Regions from separate parts of the Mus musculus genome. Here region 2 is linked to region 1. The links are chromatin loops, found by intact Hi-C in ENCODE. Cell type or tissue: heart. All regions are shown on one strand. Links, peaks and the distances in the headings refer to the core of each region. The heading gives the core; the rest is flanking DNA.

Region 1 (10,918 bases), core at 1,402-9,401:
ACTGGAAATGCTATTAAGTAACAAGTAAGATGACTATCCAAGACTTCTTCAGGAAAAGAATAAACAGGTCTAAATAGAGTCCTCTATGGCTGAAACCAGTTTTATCCTATTCCACCCTTCTCTGTTTTCACAACTAAAGTCAAAATATGGAGTGTCTGTATGAATGGCTAGCACTTTGTCTACTAGCAGAAAAGACTGCCTTCCTGAGATGAAAGGCTATTTCCCTGATGGCACTTGTTCTCTGGGTTAAACAGAGTTTACCTATGTCACATAACAGGTTACCTATGTCACATAAAACTGTGATCAAATAAATTAAGGATTTTCTCTTCTCAATCTTCTTTTTTACTTTACTCAGCATCAGTTACTATATTAAGAATCTGAGCCGGGCGTGGTGGCACACGCCTTTAATCCCAGCACTTGGGAGGCAGAGGCAGGCGGATCTCTGAGTTCGAAGCCAGCCTGGTCTACAAAGTGAGTTCCAGGACAGCCAGGGCTATACAGAGAAACCCTGTCTCGAAAAACCAAAAAAAAAAAATCTGTTTTATTATTGTTCTGAGACCGGGGTCAGTAAATGTAGCTCAAGCTGCCCTGGAGGGTAGCTCTCCTGCCTAGGCTTCCCAAGTGCTGGGATCATAAGCATGCACACATGGCTTTAACATAAAGGTATTGTCGTTACTGTTGTTTTGTTGGGTTTCTTTTTTTATTTTGTGTGTATATGTGAGCACCTACATAGATGTATGCGTACCATGTGTATGTCTAGTGCCTGAGGACATCAGAAGAGGAAGGATATCAGTTTCCTGGAATTAGAATTATAAGTGGATATGAGCTACCATGTGAATACTAGGAACCAAACCAAACAGGTCTGTGACCTTTTTTTTAATCTTATTTTTAATGATGGTTCTTAAACTCTTTAACCTCCCTTTTAGCCCAATACTCACCAGAGGGAAAGAAAGGATATGGGGAAAGTAGACCTGTTTAGAAAGATTCTTTGGAGCAACTCCCGTCTGTGTTGTCTAGAAATCAGCAGTTCAGTTCACGTGTTAGCAGACAGCTCAATCCACTCGCAAACACTTCATGGATACACCAACAGTCCAGAGTAGGGATAGCAAACATGAATCAGCAGCGGTGACACAACCTAGCAGAGACAGCCAGGCCTCAGCCTCTGCACAAGTCAGCAAGAGGGACGGACCCCAGAAGAACACCAAAAGAAGTTCTCGGATGTGCCTCTCTCAGCAAAGCAAAGATCAGTGAGACCAACAAGCATTACATAGCCAGCTCTATAAGCACACCTAGCTCAGCCTCTGTCACTGTCTATTGGGTCCTATTTATACCCTCCAAACATCATGTGTCCTCCAGGGCTTGCCTCAGCACATGCATCTGTCTCAGCTGACATCACTCTGCCAATCAGCCTGAATCTGAAGAAGCGGCAAGAAACTGTAGCACACCACCAGAAATTTCTCTCTATGGAGTCCTGACAAATACAGCTCAACTACACAACATAAGGCAGACCAATACATGTATCATTTGCAAAGAATCCCTCATCATGTGTCCTTTCATGTGCCTGCTTTAGTGAACATCCTCTCTCCTGTGTCTGCTTCAGCTAAACATTCCTTCACGAGTCTCCCTTAGCCTTTCACGTATGTCCACTTCAGCTAAATGTTCCTTCACATATTTGCCCCAGAAAAACACCATCCAACCTTAAGTTTTCACTTCACCAGTCCTCTGAAAGAGCAGTAAGTGATTTTATCCTCTGGGCCATCTCTCCAGCCCTCTGGTTTGGTTTGGTTTGGTTTGGTTTGGTTTGGTTTGGTTTGGTTTGAGACAGGACTTTACTATGGATCTCAGAATGCTGGCATTGGACTTATGTTATTGTATACCCAAGGAGGGCCTCAAATTTGTAGTCATCCTCCTGCCTTAGCCTCCCAAGTACTGGGATTACAGGCATATAAACAACACCTAGTTTTTTCTATCAGCTTAAAAACCTCCCAAACTAGGATGCATTACAGTCTTTTAGGACACTACATAGAACATATTGACTAGGTTCCAAATACAATACTTTTAGGGGTAGGGATGTAGTTCAGTTGATAGAGTGTAGTTCATGAAGCCCTATAGGTCCCATTTCTAGCGATACATAAAACTAAATGTAGTGGCACACTACTGCGATCTCAACATGTATGAGGTGGAGGCAGGAGAATCAGAAGTTCAAAGGGGAGGGGAGGGAGAGAGGTAGGAATGAAGAAGAAAGAAAGTTAGCTACAGGTTTTCAATATTCCTTGAAGAATGCACGTGCGCGCACACACACAATGTTATTCAAGTTGTCTTTTAATGATACAAACATGAAATCTTTAAAAACAAAGATGGGGTTTTAAAAACACCAATACTTAATACGACAGCATTTAGCTAACTTCCCTGCCCTGTTCAATCTGGACAGAGCACAGTGGCTTTCTAAAGCTACATGTAGAATCTCACATATATTTTTGTTTGCCCAACCAAAATATCAACAAAAGTGAAATATTTAGAGGTTTGGTCTGAAGAGATTTCTCATTGATAAGAGTATGTATTGCCTTTTCAGAGGACCCAGGCTCAGTTCCCAGCACCCACATAACAGCTCAGAAACATCTGTAACTCCAGCTCGAGGGAATGCAACACCTTCTTCTGGCCTCCAAAAGCACCAAGTATAGACGTGGTGCACAGACATACACGCAGGCAAAACAGCCATGCACATAAAATAAAACAAATAAAATAAATTTAAAATTTAAAAATTAATAAAATTTATCTGTCAAATGTTGAAAATGTGGACTAGAGCCAGATATGCTGTCATATCCTATAATCCCAGCATTTAAGAAACAGAGACAGGGGGGCTGGAGAGATGGCTCAGCGGTTAAGAGCGCCGACTGCTCTTCCAAAGGTTCTGAGTTCAAATCCCAGCAACCACATGGTGGCTCACAACCATCCGTAATGAGATCTGGTGCCCTGTTCTGGAGTGTCTGAAGACAGCTACAGTGTATACAATAAATAAATAAATAAATAAATAAATAAATAAAAAGAAACAGAGACAGGAGAACATGGAGTTCAAGGTTATCTTTGCATGCACAGTAAGTGTGAGCCTTTTTGTGTTCACTTCACTCTGATTTCATTACATGTATTTAAAGTTAGTGTGCATGTGTGCAGATACAGGTGTCATAGTGAAGAGACACAAGGTAACCCACCCTTGTCTCTGTGCGCTGAGTCTCTCACTCCCTAGTCCCCATGCCAAGTTAAACAGCCAGCACTCCCACCTTGGTGCAGATGTCCCCTACCTTTGAAGGAGGCAGAAAATTAATGCCCTTGAAGTGATAAGGCTCCCATTCTTGAGCTATCAGAAAGAGGCAACCGAGTGTTCCCAGACAGCTATGGCCAGCTTGTAAAAATACACTAGCCTCTGATTACAGAATGAGTTATTTCTCCCCAGGTCAAAAAGATCCTTTTCCAGATGTATCAAACAAACATCAGTTTTGAAGGATAGCATTCCTTTACTGCCTATCATGTAATGCCAAGACTTGAATGCCCCAGCTTATGCATCTCATTCATATATATATATGTGAATATAATTTAACCATTTAATTGTATTTTTTCCAAGACAGGGTTTTTCTATGTAGCCCTGGTTGTCCTAGAACTCACTCTGTAGACCAGGCTAGCCTCAAACTCACAGAGATTCACCTGCCCCTGTCTCCAGAATACTGGGATTAAAGGCATGTGCCACCATCCCTAGCTTTAATTGTCCATTTTAAATGATAAAGGGCTGAGGTTTTGTGTCAGCCATAAGGCATATGTATGTCAAAAGCCATAAATTTAATTTTCAGAACACACACACACAAAGTCCTGGAGAAAATAGACTGAAAGTTTGTCCCATGAGTCATAAAAGACCTGGATCTCCACCTATAATCCCAGAACTAAGTAGGTATAAGCAAGAGGTCCAAGGACATCCTTGGAAACATAGTGAGTTAAAGAATATACGAAATTCCCATCTCAAAAAATATGTAGCAGGACTGGGTGTGTTAGCATACGCCTTTAATTCCATCATTCAGAAGGCATTTAATTCCATCATTCTGTACATTTGAGGCCAGCCTGGTCTACAGATGCCCTTGACCACAAGCATTGGAGAGTGCCTATGAGGAAGTACTCAGTCAATATGGAAACTACTGTATTCTTTTTTTTTTAATATTCATTTTGTTGTTGTTGCTGTTACTATTTTATCTTTACTTAATGTTTTATTTTAAAAATTAATTATTATTTGTGTGTGTGTGTGGAGGAGGAGGAGGAGGAAGAGGAGGAAGAGATCAGAGAGGTGCCAGATCCCCTGAAGCGGTTGTGAGCTGCCTTATGTGAGTGTAAGGAATCCAGCCCGGGTATCCTGCAAGAACAGTATGTGCCCTTAACCACTGAGTCATCTCTCCAGCTTCCTACAATTTTTGAAATTTTATTTTTTTTATATAAGTGGTTTCCCTACATGTACCACATGTGGTACGTGTACCACATGCATGCCTGGCGCCTGAGATGGTCAGAATAAGACATCAGATTCCCTGAGACAGGTTTCATGCAGCTAAGGCTGACCTCAAAGTTGCTAAGTGGCCGAGGATGCTTTAAACCCTTTATCCTCCTCTCCCGTCTCCACTTTCCAAGTGCTGAGATTACAAGTGTAACCAAATTGAAAACGCTATCATCTAACCAAAACAGTGCTTCTGTAAACTTTTCTGTATTTTGGAGCATTATGGAAGTGGGGTGGAGTTCCTGTAAGTAAGACCATTGGGTCAAAGGACAGGAATGCAGCTGCCTGAGACACAGATAGATCCAGCTTAAAAGGACTGGCCCAGCTGCCCTGGCACTGTAGGCGGTCAGGGGAAAAGGCTCAAACATGAGGGTCAGGAGCAATGTTCCAAACATCCCTTCACTGATTGATACATAAAACAGAACGCTCTCACGAAAGAACACTAAGCAGAAAGAAAGCAACCAAAGGCTCAGGTTTACCTCCGCATGTGCTTCTGAACCGTCCATGCTCTTAAAGAACACATATCAACCTTAAGTCATTATCTGTGTCCCCGCATCCATCCTCTTATGAGCCATGAAAGCTCTGATATCAAGTCACAATCGGAGCTTCAGCTCATCAAATATAGAAATAGATCGCTCACCTAAGAGGACGTGTGGAGGAAGTGGGAATGGGGGCTCTGGTGTTTTATGCCCGTAATTCCAACATTTGAGAGCCTGAAGCAGGTGAATCGCTCCAAGTTTGAGAACAGCCTGGGTTACATAGAGTTAAGCAAACATGAACTGTAAAGTGTATAGTACCTCAAAGTCTAGAAGGAGATTTCATCTTGAAGCAGTGACACTGTAGGAAGCTAGGCGGCTCAGCTTTAGCACAAGAGGAGTGCACAGCCACACTCGGCACCTCCCACCCAGCCTCTGGAGGAGAGGGAGGAGGCCGGTCTGGAGGTGGAGCCTCCGTGAGGACCTGCGGACCTACAGCACAGCCTATGGGCCTATGGCGGAGCGACGCCTGTGGGCTGTGGCCTTCTGCGGGCGGCCATTGTCGTGCCTGATAAGCTTTTCTACGTGACTCACTTGCTTCACCTAGCCGGCAGAGCGAGACAACTGGGTAACTCCCTGATCCGGTCTGCTTCTCCCTACACCCAGACAACATCCTTGGCCCGCCCAATCTCTGCCACCAGCCTCGAGCGGATCGACCTGAGCCCCGGGCCTAGCACCGGAGGGATCCGGGTGGAGAAGAATCATTGCTACGCTCCAGTCCTGGAGTCTGTTAGCCAGACTGTGAGGCGCAACGGATTCCTAAGGCTCTCCTGGCCAGGCAGGACTTCTCCCAGCACTCACGAGGAACTGAGCCTGGACTGGTGTTTGGAGGAACAAGTCATAACACCGATCGCTCCCAGCACAGACTTGCCACTGCCCCCACCCCCAAACCTACTCTCTCCTGTTTCATTCCCCCCAGAACCCACAGTTCCCAAACAGTGCACCTGCGGGAGATCTCAACCCAGCTGGAGAAGTGGACATGAGGTTGGCAGGTGGGTGGCTTCCACAGCGAACTGAAGAGAGGCCAGGTGTCCTAGTGCCTGTGTTAGGAGAGGCCTGGGTGGTCACTGGTTTGTTTATTTATTAATGGATGACTGTGCACAAGCACTCATTTTATGAGCAAATTCACCTCTGAGGACTTCAGCTTCCCAAACTATAAGGATTGATTTTATATAGAGAGATAGATATAGATAGATGTTGATAATATATATAATCAATATATATAAGTTAAGGATATATATATATATATATATATATAAAATCTCCAGAGATTGAATGGATGGAGAGGAGTGGATAGTAGAGATAGAGAGATGTAGCCAGAAGAGAACTGACTTAGGTGCCTTTGAGGTTGGGTATGATCTAAGTGGTAGCTCTGCTGTCAGCTGGACTACAAACATGAATGTGCCTTGGAGGGACTGTTTGGGGTGAGAGTAGAATTTGAAAACTGGTAAAGTAGCAGCTTTGTGGATAAGTCCAAATTGGACATTAAGGAACTGGCTGGGAGGATATGAGTTCAAGACAGATCTGGGCTGGAGGTGTAAGGTGTCATTGCTGCATGGTGAAATCTCCCATACAGTATGAAGATGGGAGAAGGCAGCCTGGAAAAGAACACCTTTTGAGGAGAGAGTAATGGAACACAATCTAACCAACAAAGGGAGTCCCAGAGAATGGGGTCAGGAGACAGTACTGTCCTGGAATCTAGTAGTGAAGTGTCAAGAAAGAGCAGTCAGACAATCAGAAATGTGACATCATAAAAGTCATAGGTGGTCTTGTTTGGAAGGTTATTTAGTTGGTGTTATGGGAGCACGACTAGATTGGAAGAATTTTGGGAGAGAGTTGGGGAGTGAGGTAATAGAAATCACAATGTAGATGACTTTTATGTGTATGCTGGGGGATGGAAACCAGGGTCTTATGCATGCTGAGCAAATGCTCTACCACAGAGCTATATCCCAAGCCAGAATATAAATTTTTAAAGAGTTTGGTGGAGAAGAGGAAGATGAAGAATCAAAGAATGAGATTTTTCTTTCAGGAGCTCTGTTTCATCTTTATCTTACTAAGTTAGGACCTGTTGATAATATGAGAGAAAGTGAGATAGAAAGAAGTCTTAGCACAATGTATCTGAGACAGGAGATATCTTGATGGATCCTGAAGCAGGTAGAAGGACTGGTCTTTACAAGGAGTATAGAGCTTCCAACAGAACAAGAGGAAAGGCAAAGCAGATGGGTGAACTGTAAATATTCTGATAATTTCAGAGGCAAGATGCTGAGGTTGGTGCTATGAAACCTTCCCAGAGCATGAGTTCTAAAAGGCACCTCCAAACCTGCTGGGGAGACCCAAACAGAGCAGCCTCAAGGTTTGAACTCACGTTCTTCCGTCTACTAGGAGGAAGTTCAAGCCTCTCTTTTGGGTCTGGTAGATATCGATTGGTCCCCCACCTCCCAATCGTACCATCACTTGTTCCCAAGTAGAAGGGGAGATCTGGTCATGTGAGGTAGTGGGTTATTGCAGATTTTGTTCACTGATGTCTAAGATAGTCCTGCTCTGTGTCTATCCTGCCTGCAGGCCCCCTGCGCATCGTGGCCCTAATCATCATTATGGGTCTCACCTGGATCCTAGTCACCATCCTCCTAGGTGGTCCTGGTGTTGGCCTTCCTCGAATTCAGCAGTTCTTCACCAGTGAGTGTGGGAATCCTCTTGATTCACTATAGAGGCGCCCAATATGGGTTATGGTGGTTGGGTTTCCCATTACCTTCATGGCAGGCTTCCTTTTGCCCTAGGTCTATCTTCTAACACAAATGCATCCTTGTTTCCACGAACCATCCTAGAGAACAACACTCCTAATTGTAACCAATAGAGTGGAAGTTGATAGAGTAAGAGTAAGGAGTGGAAAGGCCTCCATTGATTATTAATCATCTTCGACTTTCCGTTGAGCTCTGAGACACACAAGGGATCTTGCACTTTGTCACTGGTGCCAAGTCACCTAAGCACTATTTACAATTCCAATTCATCCTTTTCCTGAAGCAGGCAGTTTTATATCAGGGCATCATTGAAACTTGAGCGGGGAACATGCCAAGTATAGCCTGACTTGGCCCTGAGTCCCTGAGCCTGGTTGTTCTGCTGGAGGCTCCTGGAGGCCTCCCTGCTAACAGAAAAAACTCTCTACTTACAGGCCCAGAGAACTCAGTGACTGCAGGTAAGCCTCCTGTCCCTTCCCTATTCCCCCCGTACCTGTACTTCAGACTGCCTTTTGTGACACCCCTGCATGCTGTCAGCCAGCCCCACTAGGATCTCCATTCTCTGTCTGGCCTCTCCCAACTAACTATCATAGGCTTCTGGGCTGTAAACCTAATAAATGAGTTAGCCACCATCAGAAGATGAAAGGGGCAGGCATAGGAAAAAAACATTCCCATTCCAAACAAGAGACATTGGGATGAAGCAGGGGCTCATGGTCCTAAGCAAGTCCCAATCATAGCAGGGCAAGTTCTAGATGTCAAGGCCTAAGAAGAAATCTCTATATCATTCTCTAGGCCCACTGAAGTGACTGCATCCTCTGTTCCCTCTTTGGCCTCTTCATTCCTAGCTCTGTATTCAAAATCAACCTACCTACCTCCCACCCTTCCTTCCTTTCTCCCTCCTTTCTCTCTTCCCTCACTTCCTTCTTTCTTTCCTTCCTTTTGTCTTTCATTCCTTTGTTTCTTCCATCCTTGTATTCTCATCTCAGTTCTTCTCATAGGCTGACAATATTTCTGTTGGTATAAATCTCTAGCAAATTTTGCTGGCCTCTCATGCAGTTCCTGAAGGCCTAGGTTATAAGACAAGACAATCCTCCACAGATCCATTCTGTATAATCCTATCTCAAGTCCAGGCTTCTGAGAGGTAGGAGCACACACACAATCATGTGCTTCATTTCCTTAGCAAGTTCTTAGCGAGCCATCATCTCTGTGTTCTCTCTAAAGGATGCTTTTTTAAACGTTTTATAGTGCTGGGAATTAAACCCAGGACCTTACACATACCGAGCAAATACTCTATACAGAGCTATTTTTCTAGCCCATAAAATGTTTCCGGTTTTTTGACAGAGTTTTACTCTATAATACAAACTGACCTTGAACTTACTATGTAGCTCTCAAGCTCTATATTCCTCCTGTGTTACCCTATCAAATTCTGGAATTACGGGTTTGACATGCATTCTCAATTTTTCAATATAATTAGACTAACATTTTCTTTCTTTCCCTTCCCTTTGTGACAGGGCTTAATAAATGCAAGGCTATCATTAAAATCACTTTAAAACCAAGGGTAACCTTAAATTCCTGATCTTCCTGCCTCCATCTCCCAAGTGCTAGGATTACAAGCATATGTCTGGCTAGGCTGAGATTTTTCTATATATTTATGTCCTATTTCCTTCATGATTAATATTTTTCCCCAACTGTTCTCATTCTCATTTTACCATAAGCAGCAGCAAGGAAAAACCAGACCGTACCTTTAACACTGTGCTTGACAATTTCCTTTGCTAAATATTTTACAAGCTTTCTCTCCTACAAAACACCAGAACAATTGACACTTTATAACAAGGCTGAGCTTTCCTCCCACACCCAATAATGGCCTCTTCGACTTCCTTCTAAGGTCTCACCGAAAGATCTATAATATTCATCTTCCTAACAACACCTTGTTTAGGGATGTAAGTGAAAGATTCAACAGAAGAATTTTCATTGCTGTTTCTTTCTGAGCTTGCACCAGAAATATGTTTACTATCCATATTGCTAGATTTGTTTTAATATAGAGGCTTACTATACAGGCCAGAATAGACTTGAAATCATGATCCTTCTGCATCATCCTTCAAAGTTCTGGAATTACAGATATGCAGTACTGTACCTGGCTTCACTCTGTATTCCTACCAACAGGGTTTCGGGTTTTCTTTGTTTTTGTTTTTGTTTTTGTTTTTGTTTTAAGCAGTGCAGACTCTTTCTACTGTACACCTCAAAACTCTGTAGCTTTTGTCCACTCTACCCAGTTCTAAATCCATTTTCACATCCTTAGGTATTTGTGGTATTTGTTTATATAAACCCCCAATTCCTGGCACCAAAACCTATATTAGCTTCCTGAAGCTACACTAAGAAAAGCAGAATAAAGCAGGTGCCTTAAACAACCAAAATTTACTTTCTCACACTGTTTGGAACTGAGAGTGTGAATGGAAGTGTCAGCAGGGCTGTGTTCACTCTGAAAGCTCCAGGTCAGGGTCTTTCTGTGCCTCTGCAGATTCTAGAAGCCTTCTATGTGCCTTATCTTATAACTGCACCTTTTGCCTGTACTGTCTTTTGCCTGTACTGTCTCACAACATCTCCTGTATGCTTTTGTCTCATAAGGACACCAGTCACACTAAGTTAAGGGCTCAACATGCTCCATTATGACTTCATCATAACTTATCTATCTGTAAAGACCCTGTTTCCCAGCCACATTCTGAGGAACTGAGAGTTCCAACTCCAGTATAGTTTATAGGGTCATAATTCAAGCCATTACAGAGGTCATCTCCACCCTTACTCTGAAGAAATACAGAGGCTAGTAGAGCCCTGTGCTCTGCCCATCCACTTTGGTCTGTGTTCCTCATTCATGTAGCTCCCATCCTGACTTTCTGGACCCTCTGCTTTGTTCTAGTTGTACAAGGGTTCTAATCCAGCTGTCAACCTCCTTTCCCTTTTCCTACCAATAGCAGAAAAATCTAATTCTTGGAGTCCCTAGGTCCTTGCCAACACACCACTTGGAAGCATCCTCATCTTTGGTGTGAGCCCCACCCACCTCCTCCCCCATTTCAATGCTCTGTAGCTATTCCTTCAGCCCTGTGGCTGGTCCTGACCTTTAC
Region 2 (9,269 bases), core at 1-8,000, 110 kb after region 1:
AACCTACAAAGTCCTAGGCTTAGAGAAAAATGGTTTGTTTAAAAACAGAAACAAAGTATCCCAAACTCTGTTTGTTTCAGTCACATGTAATTAGATCTTTGCTTTCCTTGAAAATAATGTTCCATCTTCTAGTTTTTGTTCTATATTTTTACAATGCTGGGGATAGTACTCAGGGCTCTGTGCCAGTTAAGTAAAAACTATACCACTGTGTCACACTTCCAGCTCTCAGTTTCTCTGTATGTATGTGCACACACACAACTTTAATTTTTTTTTTTTGAGACAGGGTCTTGGTTTCTAGTTGGCCTCAAACTCATGGTAATTCACCTACCCCAACCTAACAAACCAAATACTGGGACTACAGGCATAATAACTAGCTTCTTTCTCTCTTTCTTTTTTTCTTTCTTTCTTTTCTAAGACAGGATTTTTCTTTGTAGTCTTGGCAATCTTGTAACTAGCTCTGTAGACCATACTAGCCTCAAACTCAAGAGATTCACCTGCCTCTGCCCAAGTGCTGGGATTAAGGTGTGTGCGACCATGACCAGCTTCTATATTATTATTTTTTTTTGATAAGATAGGGTATCATGCTAGGCTTAATCCCAGCACTCGGAAGGAAGAGACTGGAGGATGAGTTGCCTCATCTGGTCTATAGAGCTAGTTCCAGGATAGCCAAGACTACACAGACAAACTGTCTTTAAAACAACAACAACAATAACAAAGAGAGAAAGATTACCATGTAGTCCTATAGTTCTGGTCAGTCTGGAACTTGCTGTATAGACCAGGCTGGCCTCAATCCTTATGCCCCTGCTTACTGAGTGATGGGATGGGATTAGAGGCATATATCACCATGTTCATCTCAGATCCTTTTTTCTTTTTAATTTTTATGTTTTGCCCGCATGTATGTCTATGTAAGGGTGTAGGATCCCCTGGAACCGAATTACAGGCATGAGCTGCCATGTGACTGATGGGAATTGAACTCTGGTCCTTTGGAAGAGCAGGCAGTGCTCTTAACCACTGAGATAGTTCTCCAACCACTCAGATCGGCTTTTAACTGCAAGAAAGTCTAGAATCAGTTCAAGAAGAACAGAACTATCTGTATAGGCCATAGGTACAGTATATGCCTAAAATATACAAGCCTCTGTGTTCTATCCCTCAAACTGAAAACGAAAGAAAAAAGAAAAAAATGAAAGGGCTGGAGAGATGGCTCAGGAGTTCAGAGCACTGAACAAAGGCTCTTCCAAAGAGTCTGAGTCCAATTTCCAGCAACCACATGGTGGCTCACAGCCATCTGTAATGGGATCTGATGGCCTCTTCTGGTGTGTCTGAAAACAGGGTGCTCACACATAAAATTAATCTTTTTTTTTTTAAAGAATGAAAACAGATGCATACACACAAGACTTTTGAGTTTGCAGAGTAAAGGAGCTTAGAGTCAGGGACAGGTGTAAATTATCAGAATGCTGACATATCAGAGCAGGATCTGAGAGGAAATGGCACTGAGACTATATCATTCAACAAAATAATATAGTCTCTTCTGGAATGCTTAGAAAGGTGGAAATACAATCTTCTACCCTTCTGACATTCTCTAACCTTCTCTTCTCTTATTTTTAGACCACCCTTTCTTTCATTCTTTGCTTGAAAAGGAATCTACATACCCAGATGAAAGGGCAATGTGGATCTGAATCTTAAGTTTGCCACATGGTAGTCTATGACCTTGGACTTCTAAGCTTTGTCTAGAGAATCTGAGCCCTATCTAGAGAATGGGGTCAAGATGGCCCCTACACTAAGGGGTTTGTGAAAGGTACTGAGTGGTCAATCTGAGCCTCCTCATCTTACCACTGTTTGTTCTCCCAAAAACAAAACCCTTAGCCTTCTATACATGTACCCCACTGCCATTATAAAGTGGTAACACCACACTGTTCTCCCTGACAGGAGTGGTAGATTCAGAAGGGACTGCAAATACAGCTTCCTTGAATTCTCACACCAGAGTTTTGGACTGCAGAGATTCTAAGTGATCATCCCTCTTCCTATTCTCTGCCAACTATACTGCCATATCATGGCTCCCCTAAGTCCTTCTAAGACAGACGCATTGACCACCAGCTTCCTTGTCCCCAAGGGAGGCCTGGACATGCCTCCCAGAGGAGCAGCTCACCTCGACACACAGGCACACATTTGCCCAAGCTGAAGAAATGGGAGTGCAGCTCCTTGGTGAAGCAGATGTCTGCAGCTGCTGGGGTCCTAGAGCAGCAATAGACCCAATCATCCCTGCCTCCAAGACTTCCCATTGCTTGTCCCCAACTCTCCCCACCCAATATAATGCCTGCCATCACTGCCATACAGAATGAAGCTCCAAGAGAAGGCCCTAAGGAGCCCCACCCATGCCCTTCCTGGAAGGCTGGATGCCAACTCCTGAGCAGAGAAAGGCAAATCTGGGCAGAAATGGATGGGTCACTTCAAGGGGCCCATTCCTCCTCACCAACGCATCAACTTCAGGTTCCAGATGTGGCGGAGTTTTAGGATCCCTGTGAAAAAGTAAAGTCCTTGATGTGACATGGCTACTTCCACACTCCTTTTAAATTTCTGATATCCTGTCTAAATCACATTCCCTGGAGGAATCCTAAGGGGGACACACAAAACTTCCAGCAGTTAGGCAGTATATCCCCCAAACAAGGTAAAGTTTTTCAAAAGAGCCTGGTGGGAAGTCAATCTGTCTTTGGTGGGGGCCTGTTCTTGTTTTGCCTCCCTGAACCCAGCACACTGGCACCATACCCCAGAGATGAGGGTCATCCATGCAAGACTGGTGGTTGGAGACGGTGATAAGGGGGGTGGCAGGGCCTCGGTTCTCAATGAGCTCATACAGCACTTCCTTGTTGTGCACGGTGAGGTGGTTCATGTACTCTGGGAAGAGAAGTCAGTCCCAAGCTCTAGGTCATTTCCACCTGCCCGAGGCTTCTTACTGTGCCAGAAAAGCCCCTGCCATATTCCCAGTCCGAAAACCCCCAGCCAGGCCAGAGGCCTGTGAACAGACTCTGCCTTGGCCTTTTGCCACTCACTGGTCCAGAAGCAGCTGTAGGTGCCAACTAGGCCCATGACGACGCTGCTGGCTAGAGTCCAGGTGAGCCGGGGCACCGCGGGGAATGGCCACTTCACATGGAGGGGCATCTCCTCCGGCTCCGGCCCCGCCCCCGGAGCCCAGAGTTCCTCTTGCCCCAGGCCAGCCGATGTCCTCTACCACTCAGGAGAAGGATCTCCAACAGACTGGCAGAGGACTAGACTAAGGTCACCTGGTGGAACAGCTCAGCACCTCCCTAGCACTGTTCTCTGGATAGAGAAGAGCCGCTGCTCAGGCGACGAGACGGGACTGCTGTACAAAGCAATGCGCACTAGAAACCAAGTCTTGACGGCCTCACTCGACGAATCAGCCGGAAAGCAACTCGAGGAAGCGTCCTTGCCTGTTGTCGCAAAACATGCCTAGGTTGCTTGACGGCTGCCAGGGCGGGTCTACGCCAGCCTCGCTCCGGCCCCTCCCCCGTCAAGGTTTTGGCTCCAAACCGCCTTAAGCAGTGCTGCGTCTCTTTGATTCCATAATTCTAGTGTCTACAGGCGACATTAGCTACACAGCACCATTACCTGAAGCTACGCAAGTCGTAGGCTGGTGGAAACTTTTTACTTGTTCTCTTTCCCTGTCCCACCCGATGTGTATCCGGTTATGCATGCTTCTGAAGGCTCACACAGAGACCGGAAAAGGGCATCGGGTGTCCGCGTCTATTATTCTCTGCCTTTTATTGTACTATTTCTCCCAGTGATCTGGGGGTTGGGGCATTTGGTTATCTCCACGATAGAGCATTTGCCTAGTATTCATGTGGTACCAGAACTAACAAATTTCTGCCATGAGGCATTTTTCTAAACTGCCACTCCAGTGGGGACCTGAACAGGTCAGTCGCGCTACCCATCCTGTGCATAAGGTCCTTTGCTTTGGGTTTTCTGAGCAGTCGTCACACAGGCAAACTTAATTTGGGAGTGCGCACCAACATTGTGGTTCAGGGCCTGAGGACCCTGAGAGAAGACTGCCTCTGCTCTGCTCTTTGCTGCAGGGGAACTGGCCAAAGAATGAGCAAGCCTACCTCACCTTTTTCCCTAGGTCCAGGTAACTGTTCAATGATAGACTGCTGCTTCTTGGCACGGGTGATAGTAGGCATGTTTGCGACAACAAGCAAGGACGCTTCCTCGACTTGCTTTCAGGCGGATTCGTCGAGCAGAGGCCGCCAGCTCCCCAAGTTGCTATTCGCTTGGCAAAAGAAACACCCATCATGGGCGGGGTGGGCCAGCAGGTAGCCAGTTCTCAGGCACAGCCTACTGGACAGGGATGTGGAGCTCAGCCTTGCTTATGGCCCGCCCCTTTGGGTGGGTCTGGAAACCAGCTCCTGGGCTGAAGGGTGGCGCTCAGCCTTGCTACTTGGGACGGGAAAGTTGTGGAGCCGGCCCCTTTGGGTGTGTCTGGAAACCCGCGCCTCTTCTTCCCATTTCCCCCCCACACACACCCAACTGCGCGTCCTTACCCGCCTTGGCTGGAGCTGCGATTCTGTGGAGTGGAATGTTTTATTCGGTTCAACGCTGAGGCAGGCGTGGGGCCGACTTGGGCTGTGGAGGTATGAGAATCCTGCGGGTAGGGAAAGGGAGGAGGTTGTCTCTACTGGGGAGGAACTTCAGAAGGAAAGGGAATTTCAAGCTAAAGCTGTCTTTGGAAGACTAGGAAGCATTATGCTGAGGCCAGGAACAGTTATTCTTTCTGGTTCATCCTCAGAGTCCTAGTGGTCTCAGTCTCCAAATATAGCTTGGCCAGTGCAGAACTGCCCCAGTGCTCACATGTATTCCAAAACAGACACCCCAGTGCAAGGAGACCAAAATAAGTATGAGTGACAGAACAGGTGACCAGAGAGAAACAAATATCAAGGCCAGCTAGGAAGATACTGTGGCAGAAACACTAAGATGTGCAGAGTCAGGAAGACAGAACAAACCAGCCAGATAGGAAGAAACTAACAGAGAGGAGAAAGGGACAGCATGACTAAGAAAAACAAGCAGACAGAAGCAGAGGGCCCCAGGCTTCAAGAATGTGACATGTACAGAGAACATGGTAAAGCGCTGAGCTCAAAAGATATGGTAAGGCAGAGGTGAGTCTGAGACAAAGATAAACCTGAGACAGATGCTCTGAGGGGCTCCAGGGCACTCAGGAAAGTTGAAGCCAGCCTGGGACTACATAGTGAGTTCCAGGCCAGCCTTGGTTATAAACTGAGACACACCCACGTTTTATTAATATTAATATATATAAAGATATAAAGATGGCTGGTGTAATGGCTTAACAGATAAGGATATTTACTGCCAAACATGATCGCTTGAGTTTGATCCCTTTTGGTAGAAGGAAAAAACATGCTTGACTTAGACCCATGCATATGTGCATACATACACAAACACACACAAATAGATGTGGAAAAATAAAACAATTAAGAAAAATAAAAGAAATTCCTGAAGAGGTTCATGCTTTAGTTTCTAATATGGATAGGACAAACTGGACCTTCCTGAATCTGGGACTGTCTATGCCCTAGCTAGCAATAGGTGCTATATAGAAAATAGTATGTAGCAGTTTCTTTGTTTGTTTGAGACAGGGTTTCTCCATGTATCCCTGACTATCCTAGAACTCACTCTGTAGACCAGCTAGCCTGGAACTCAGAGATCCACCTGCCTCTGCCTTCAAAGCACTGGGACTAAAGGTGTGCGCCACCACCCAGCAGTACTCAATTAACTTAAAAGAATAAGGGTTGACCTCATCCCCATTGTTAGTGAAAATGTAAAATGGCACAAAAGCTATGGAAAAATTTGGTGTACCTTAAAAAATTAAAAATAAAATTTTCATGAATTAGCTGATCTGCTTCAGGAAACTAAGGTGCTCAAAATTTTCAAAATTGCTAAACTGGAGTGTGATTCAGTTGGTACAGTGCTTACCCAATTATGAGGCTTACATCGTATAGCCCTCCCTACATAGTCAATATATGAGGCCCTGGATTTCATCTCCAGCACTGCATAAACCAGGCTTGGTGGTATACATCTGTCATTCCAGTTTGGGTGAGGTAGAGGCAGGAGGATCAGAAGTTTAAGGTCAGTTTGACACACACACACACACACACACACACACACAAATCACTACAGGGTTACAGTTATAGCTTAGTGGTAGAGCACATCTTTAGCATATATAAGGCCCCATCTTCAATCCCTAGTACCACACATTAAAAATAAAGTAATTAAATAAATAAATACAAGAATTCAAGTAGTGGGTGTACCCCAATGCTGATGGACAAAGTGTTTCTGAGTATACACTGGAATATTAATCATCCTTAAGAAGGAAGAAGACAGCCGGGCATGATGGTGCACGCCTTTTATCCCAGCACTTGGGAGACAGAGGCACATGGGTCTCTGAGTTCAAGGCCAGAATGGTCTATAGAGTGAGTTCCAGGACAGCTGGGGGATACACAGAGAAACCCTGTCTTGGAGAAAAAAAAGAAGAAGAAGAAGAAGAGAGGCTGGAGAGGTCACTCAGCAGTGTTTACCACTCTTGTAGAGGATCTGAGTTTGGTTCCTAGTGCCTGCATTGGGTTGCTCACAACTTCTAACTGCAGCTTAAGAGGGATCTCATATGTCTGGTCCTTGAGGGTACCTTCACTCATATGAACATACCCACTTACAGACATATACATAACTGAATGTGAAATACATCTTTTTAAATAATGGAAAAGAATTTCTGAACTGACAAGATATGTCAGTGGGCCTGCGTGGCCTCCTTGGGCATCTGCATGTGCATATACCTCCACATACATACACATAATTAAAAATAAAACCATCCGTAATGAGATCTGACTCTCTCTTCTGGAGTGTCTGAGGACAGCTACAGTGTACTTACATATAATAAATAAATAAATAAATAAATAAATAAATAAATATCTTTAAAAAAAACCTAAGAGAGATTAAGGCTTTTTAAAAAAGAAGATAATTTTGACATGTTATACAACAAGAATAAACCATGAGGACATGGTATTAAATAATAAGACAGTCTCACAAAGACAACTATGTTGTTCTACTTTAGTGATGCCATTAGTGTTGACAAATGTAGAAGCAGAGGTACAATGGTGCTTGTAGGGTTTTTTTCCTGAGTATCACAAAAGTTTACTTAGCAAGAAGTTTCATATAACAATGTGTATGACCTGGCTCTTTCTGAACTCTTCTACTGAAGAACTATGGTTTTGATGCTTTACAAGGCTTCTAACATGATGATGCTATTTCCTGTTATCCATCCAATATTATTCTGCTGCCCACTAATTGCCATCTTCACATATTTGTCAGTCACAAGATTCATAAAGGGATCAAAGCCCTGCAATATTCCTTGTATATATCTGCCTCCATTTAACTTCAATGATAACTTATTTTCCATAAATGTCTTCAGTTCTAGCGAGTGGGCCTTGCACATGGTCACTGTGCTTGTTGTGTTTTGAAGCAGGGTATCACGATATAACTGAAGAATACCTCAAACTTATGATCTCATTGCCTTCACCTCCCAGATGCTGGAATTACAGAAGTATGCCTCCACACCTAGACTTGTTTTTGGTTTTTGAAAGACAGTCTCAGGACTGGGGAGTAGCTAGTGGCAGAGTGCTTCTCTACCATACCTAGAAAGATAAAGACTGTAAGTTCAAGCCTCAGCAGTGAAAAGGAGAAAGGGAGGGAGGGAGGGACGGAGGGAGGGAGGGAGGGAGATAGATTGATATTGGCTCTGTGGGTTTGGTGGCATATACCTATAATCCCAGTACTTGGATGGTGGAAGGAATCTCAAGGGTTCCTGAGGTCATCCTAAGCTACATAGACAAGTTTGAGACCAGACTGGGATACATCAGTCCTTGTCTCAAAAGGGGAAGTATAAGTAAAAAACACAGTAAAGAATGAGTCATCCAGGCTTGGTGATTATGAACTCGTGATCCTATTACTCAGGAGGCTGACAGGAGGATTGCTCCAAGTTTGGGACCTGTGCTTTACTACAGAGCAAGACTGTCTTTCAAAAACTCACGCAGAGGTCCTGGGGGGAAGTCAGTAAAAAACGTGCACATAAAAAAACAGGCGCCGGGGTGGTGGCGCATGCCTTTAATCCCAGCACTCGGGAGGCAGAGGCAGGCGGATTTCTGAGTTTGAGGCCAGCCTGGTCTACAGAGTGAGTTCCAGGACAGCCAGGGCTATAAAGAGAAACCCTGTCTCAAAAAACCAAAAAAAAAAAAAAAAAAACAAAAACAAAAAAAAACAAAAAACAAAAAACAAAAACAAAAAAAAAAACCAGGCATGGTAAAATGTTCTTGTAATTACAGCACTAGGGAGGCAGAGACAATTGGACCCCTACGGCTCAATAGCTAGCCAAATTTCATGAGTTCCAATCCAGTGACACCAACCAGGGTGGATGGCTCCTGGGGTTGACCTCTGACCTCCAAATGTGCACACACATAAATGCATATACACTCACAAGCACCCATATGCTTATACAATGCATACATATATACATTGAAAAAATAGGCTGAAAGGTAAAAAAACATAGACAGATTTTGTTGCTGGAGCTGACCCCATGTGAACTCCTGGCCATAATCTTGGCAAAGAAGGTATACTCACTGAGTACACAATTTCACCTGGGGAAGATGAAAAAGCTCTGCCGATCTAGGATGGTAACATTTGTGCTTCTGGCTATTGAGTTCTTAAAAGTCTGAGATGGTTTTATGCCACACCACATGTATTTTATTAGGTGGTCAAGCTCTGTGTACAGAAGTTGAAATACGTTCCAGGAAGAGATTCAAGAAATGTTCAGGGCCAACAGCAGGGAGAATACTAATTAGCTGAGATCAGCTGCAGTGCCAATGCCCTTTGGACAACCTGGATTCCTTTGGAGGGTTCCTGATGCACACATAGCAATGCGTGGCCTTGTTATGGCTCCCCTGCTCATTCTCCTGGTTGGTGGGACTGAAGCCTTTCGTATCTGTGCCTTCAATGCCCACAGACTGACACTGGCCAAGCTAACCAAGGAGTCAGTGATGGATACCTTAGTTCAGGTAAGTTCATTGTTGCAGAAATTTGTGTCCATAGGACCTTGACTAAAAACTCCCCATCCTGCCTGACCATAAAGGAGGGGACATCTGGAAAAGTGAATGTACAGATGTGAAGAGTCTTTCAACCATCATTTAATTACCAACTTC

Evidence for each region. A loop is a pair of places that touch in the nucleus more often than their neighbours do. Peaks named below come from ENCODE experiments on the same cell type or tissue, not always from the same donor. Only the 100,000 strongest peaks of a DNase experiment are listed, where the experiment ranks them.
Region 2: a loop joins it to region 1, with 1.9 times the contacts of the local background. A loop is called at or near these places in 1 of 42 quality-filtered maps.

What each region holds. Positions count from the first base shown.
Region 1 is chrX:74,387,813-74,398,730 of GRCm38, reverse strand. Fam3a (family with sequence similarity 3, member A) reads left to right here and starts at 5,457. Exons shown (of 9, transcript NM_025473.4): 1 at 5,457-6,056; 2 at 7,627-7,740; 3 at 8,234-8,257. The coding sequence starts at 6,044. It also overlaps a transcript of Ikbkg not described here. In heart, for the core only: a CTCF peak has its summit at 5,400; a DNase peak (open chromatin) is centred at 5,490; H3K4me3 peaks cover 1,488 bases; H3K27ac peaks cover 1,331 bases.
Region 2 is chrX:74,276,895-74,286,163 of GRCm38, reverse strand. Dnase1l1 (deoxyribonuclease 1-like 1) reads left to right here and starts at 4,538. Exons shown (of 8, transcript NM_027109.3): 1 at 4,538-4,643; 2 at 8,822-9,125. The coding sequence starts at 8,988. Taz (tafazzin) reads right to left here and starts at 3,446. Exons shown (of 10, transcript NM_181516.6): 1 at 3,048-3,446; 2 at 2,764-2,892; 3 at 2,471-2,516; 4 at 2,147-2,232. The coding sequence starts at 3,156. It also overlaps the pseudogene Gm14846. In heart, for the core only: a CTCF peak has its summit at 4,352; DNase peaks (open chromatin) are centred at 3,453 and 4,403; H3K4me3 peaks cover 2,967 bases; H3K27ac peaks cover 2,552 bases.